Regions from separate parts of the Homo sapiens genome. Here region 1 is linked to region 2. Evidence: chromatin loops called from intact Hi-C (ENCODE). Cell type or tissue: right lobe of liver. All regions are shown on one strand. Region 1 overlaps GABRR3 (gamma-aminobutyric acid type A receptor subunit rho3). Region 2 overlaps ARL6 (ARF like GTPase 6).

Evidence for each region. Hi-C counts contacts between places; a loop is a spot of excess contacts. Peaks named below come from ENCODE experiments on the same cell type or tissue, not always from the same donor. Only the 100,000 strongest peaks of a DNase experiment are listed, where the experiment ranks them.
Region 1: it touches region 2 in a loop (13-fold over the local background); 108 of 110 quality-filtered maps call a loop at or near these places.

What each region holds. Positions count from the first base shown.
Region 1 is chr3:98,022,081-98,024,580 of GRCh38, reverse strand. All of the region lies in intron 3 of GABRR3 (gamma-aminobutyric acid type A receptor subunit rho3), which reads left to right. Among named protein-coding and RNA genes, the nearest start is that of GABRR3, 12 kb to the left of the region's middle. RefSeq lists an enhancer at 1,211-1,260. In right lobe of liver, a CTCF peak has its summit at 1,158 (motif pointing right); a DNase peak (open chromatin) is centred at 1,180.
Region 2 is chr3:97,792,172-97,794,671 of GRCh38, reverse strand. The region is part of intron 7 of ARL6 (ARF like GTPase 6); the gene reads right to left. Among named protein-coding and RNA genes, the nearest start is that of CRYBG3, 29 kb to the left of the region's middle. In right lobe of liver, a CTCF peak has its summit at 1,050 (motif pointing left); no DNase peak of the experiment used is centred here.

The sequences.
Region 1 (2,500 bases), 230 kb before region 2:
GGGGGATACTCTTCTCATGATGTGGTTATGACCAAGGGAAGCACAATAGGCATGTAGGTACTGCAGAGAACTAATTTGTTAACAGGCAAAACAAAAACGTATGTTAAATATTCTCACGTTGAGGATTGGATTTTTTTAGGGGGTGGTTGTTTGTTTTTTCAATTTCCTGAAATCCATGTGGTTCCTGTTCTTTTTTTTTTTTTTTTTTTTTTTTGAGACGGAGTCTCACTCTGTCACCCAGGCTGGATTGCTGGCATGCAGTGGCGCGATCTCGGCTCACTGCATCCTCCACTTCCCAGATTCAAGTGATTCTCCAGCCTCAGCCTCCCAAGTAGCTGGGATTACAGGCACGTGAAACCAGGCCAAGCTAATTGTTGCATGTTTTAGTAGAGAGAGGGTTTCACCCTGTTGGTCAGGTTGTTCTCAAACTCCTGACTTCAGGTGATCCACCCACCTCGGCCTCCCAGAGTGCTGGGATTACAGGTGTAAGCCACCACACCCGGCCAATTCTAAGGGTCTAACCTTGATTTCATCACATTTGTGACTCAGACTTTGGTGAGCATCAGGATCACCTGGGGGTTCTGAAGGCACAGCTTACTGGGTTCCACCCCCAGAGTCTCTGACCCACTAGATCTGGGTGGGGCCAACCATTTGCGTTTCTAACAAATTCCTAGGTGATGCTGCTGGTCTGAGAATCACAATTTGAGAGCTCCTCGGGAGGCTGAGGCCAGAGAATCGCTGTATTAGGTGATCACTGTATTAGGTGATCAGCATCAGATGAAATCATGGTGAGTTTAATTTTTTGTTTTGCAGAGCATTTTTCACACTTATTGAATCATAATTTAAGATTTCAGAAGCCTTGAGATGAAGCAGGTTTAGAAATATGTCTCTTTTTTTCTTCTGAGACTATTTCTTTATCTTTTTTTACTTTTCTTCACTACTTCTCTTATGTATCTTCCTTACGACCGTTCTCAACTGTGTTTCCCCAGCCAAATTTTCCCAAAGTTTATATAATAGGTTCTACAACTACTACGCAGATATTTTGTACCTTGGTCCCTGTGATTCTATAAAAGATCTTTAAAATATTTCCCCTACCACCATATAACAAGCAGGAATCTTCAGTCGATACATTTGCCTGTCCCTGGGTTTTCGGCCACCAGGGGGCGCCAGTCACACAGGAATGGCTTGAAACTGGCCACTCCGGAGCCACAGTTGGAAGCTCTTTTCAACACGAATTCAAAAACCTGCCCTAATTCATGTCAGGTTAGATTTCTCAGTTAAACTCGCTCCTATCCTAGAGGAAAGGGTTTTTATGGAGATTATTTGAGGCCATGTAAAGGAAGAAAGATTGAGAGAAAAATGACTATCCTTGAATGTAGACCTTGAACCAAGTGCGGTCTAGAGAGGCTTTGACACTCAAAGTGGTCCATGGACCAGCCGCAGAATCACCTGGGAGTTAGAAATGCAGATGCACGGGCCCCAACTCAGGATTCTAAATAAAACTCTGCAGTGATTCCCCTAAACCTTACAGTTTGAGAAGCACTCCTGTAGATGACGGAGAGCCAACTCTCCTCTCTTATCTTAAAACATGTATGCCTTCATTCTCCATCCCTACCTCGTCCTCCCCCCGTCCAGAAAAACATGAAATTGACCTGAAATTTCCACTGTGCTTGATCTGTTAGAGATACATTTAAAGATTTTTTTTAAATGAAAATGCATTTTTTTAAAAATACTTTCTTTCCCGAGGCGACTTCGTAGGGTTGTTAAAAATGCAATTGAAATGTGCTACTTAGTGGCAGGCGGCAAATCATCCCATGATTAAGAAATTTTTCTGACAATCATATACTGGGGTGAAATGGTGTCCAAATGGCTTGTGTGATTAGTCAGTTTGAGCCGAAAAATCTTCATAAATTCAGTCAGAAGTGTCAGTCTGGTAGCTCTGTGAAAGACACCCCTTAACCTTCTCTTGCCTGTCTTGGTCAGAACAGCTTCTTATACCAGTGACCCATTTCTCTGTTCTCATGGCTGCCTTCCTTGGGGAAATCAGACTGCAGAATATAAAAGACAAGCTTTAATTTATCTTCTTTCTTTATGCTTGTCCGCAACACAAACACACGCACATACTTTTTCCCTCTTGAGCTAAATGTTAACTTCAGCACTTCTCTTGCCTTAATGTGTCTTCCTAATTAGCTTTAACATTAAAACCAGCTGCTACTGCAGTGTTTTTTACTTTTATAAAGCATTAGAAGATTAATTGACTCATTATGTGGAAACAGGAGGATATAAATTTAGGGGAGCTTTTTGTTTAACTTGGGTTATAAATTGCAGCTCATTTTCTTTATTTATGTTTTCCCCACCTTTTACGTCTCCCATAACTAAGGGCTTTTTTGTTTTAGTTTTATAGATGATAATTTCTTTGTTTCTTCAAAGTGAAATCATTTCAGTATGCAGATACTGGCTACAGAGTCAAGACAAAAGCTAAAGTTATAAAAGCTGCTTG
Region 2 (2,500 bases):
ACATTCACATAAAGAACTTTGGCTAACACAAACTACTCTCCTATATTTACTGCTATTTATTTTTTAAAAATAGATTTTTGTCTCTTTTCAAATCTAGAGACAGTTGGGAATATGACAATATAAACTATTTGTTATTACACAGAAAATATAACCAAAGTGGCCGGGCGCGGTGGCTCATGCCTGTAATCCCACCACTTTTGGAGGCTGAGGTGGGTGGATCACCTGAGGTCAGGTGTTCGAGACCAGCCTTCCCAACATGGTGAAACCCTGTCTCTACTAAAAATACAAAAAATTAGCTGGGCATGGTGGCAGGCACCTGTAATCTCAGCTACTCAGGGGGCTGAGGCAGGACAATTACTTGAACCTGAGAGGCAGAGGTTGCAGTAAATCGAGATCATACCACTGCACTCCAGCCTGGGTGACAAGAGACAAGAGTGAAACTCCATCTCAAAAACACACACACACACACACACACACACACACACACACACACAAAAGAAAGAAAATATAACCAAAGCACCTCCTATTTGAAACCAAATGATACACTTTTTTATCCTGTGGCTTAGTTTCCACCTTTTTTAAATAGAGTGTTTAGGTAAAAGGGTAAACTTAACATTTATGGGGTGCTTTCTTATGCTAGGTACTTTAACAGTATCTAATTTAATCTGTACAAAATATAACACATTTTATTTTTTACTTTTACAGATTAAAAAAATCTTCACAAGGTAACAGATGTTAGCTAACAGAGAGGTAAATTAATAAGTAGTAGAATAAATTTGCTGGACTCAGAAGCCTAAGTTTTTTTTTTTTCAACTATCAGTCAATGCTTTCTATATAAAACAGAGGTACTACTGCTTACCTTGCAGAAAATTGTAAAGGGTACATAAAGTAATATGGAAAAACAAGGACACAAAAGTATTTCCAAAATGTGTCCTCCTTACAAAGACTTGGGAGGTAAGACAGATAATGATGGATCAGAAAAGTGAAAGAAACAAAAATTAGGTATCAAGACCAGAGTTGGCAATTTGTATTGTGATGTTGGATTGCTACTGACACCTAGTGGCTAACTGCTAGTGACAAAATAAAACCAGAAAAGAAGGGATGGAGAACCACACTTTAAAATCCAGAAGACTATCAACCTATTTTCAGTAAATATTGTGCTCTGAATTAGGTTATCATGAGTGACAATAGGGTTTCCATCCATGCTATATCTTCATTGTTAGCAATGGTAAGCACTCTGTAAAATATGAAATAAGGCTGAAAACATACTCCTGGTATCTTCTCTGGAATATTCCTCTGTAGCCTGTTTCTGGTGGAAATCCACCCCATTGCCTTCAACACTTCTTTACTGCAGTCTAAGAAACTAAGTTGCTGGGTTCACAGAAAAATCCCGTAGTTCTTCTGAGAATCACTAGAGGTTCCTGATTGTCACTAATTGTGAAATATGACTTGAATGTTCCTTGCAGTTTAATGGTGTTATGATAACTACATAAACATAAAAGACACAGAAGTACAATAGTCTGTCCAGTTAACTAAACCACCATATTATACCAATAACACATACAAATATTTATGAAATGTACATTTCGCACTTTGAACCAAAGAAATACTATGATGTATGAGCAGGCAGGCTACTCTTAGATCTACCATGATATGTGCTATATCCCTGCTATTGTTTGCAACATGCAGAAGATTTAAAAAAAAAAATCACACACAACTGGCATTAAAAGGTTTGTGTAGAAGAATTTGTAACTATGAGACTGTAGCTAGAATTTATAATATCCTGTTATTCACTCTTGTTCAGGGCAGAGACATTCCCCGTAGAAATGATCTCTAGTTGTTATGCTCAGAAATGGAATTTCTGACTTGGCCATTAGGATCCTGCAATAAGAACCTATGAGCTTGGTTTCATTCACAACTATCTACTGCTCTGTGTGCTTCAAGCCATTCTTTTGGCTGAGAGACCATTAGGGTAAATGATATATGTTAATTTATTCCCTAATATAGTAAGCCTGTACCAATCTATGATAACTATTTTGATGAATAGCAACCAGAACTGCAAATATACAAAATATCAATAAAAGATCAGTATCTCTAATACTAAATATGAATATTACAAGTTGTGTATACATGCTATGTATAAATGGAGCTATATCTGTAGTATAGCATGATTCTTCTTCTTTTTTTCTTGAGATGGAGTCTTGCTTTGTTGCCAGGCTGGAGTGCTGTGGCGCAATCTCGGCTCACTGCAACCTCCATCTCCTGGGTTCAAATGATTCTCCTGACTCAGCCTCCTGAGTAGCTGGGTTTACAGGTGTACACCACCACATCCAGCTAATTTTTCTATTTTTAGTAGAGACAGGGTTTCACCATGTTGGCCTCGATCTCCTGACCTCATGATCCGCCTGCCTCGGCCTCCCAAAGTGCTGGGATTACAGGCGTGAGCCACCGTGCCCGGCCAGCATGATTCTTAAAAGAAACATGTCATTCAGACTTATTT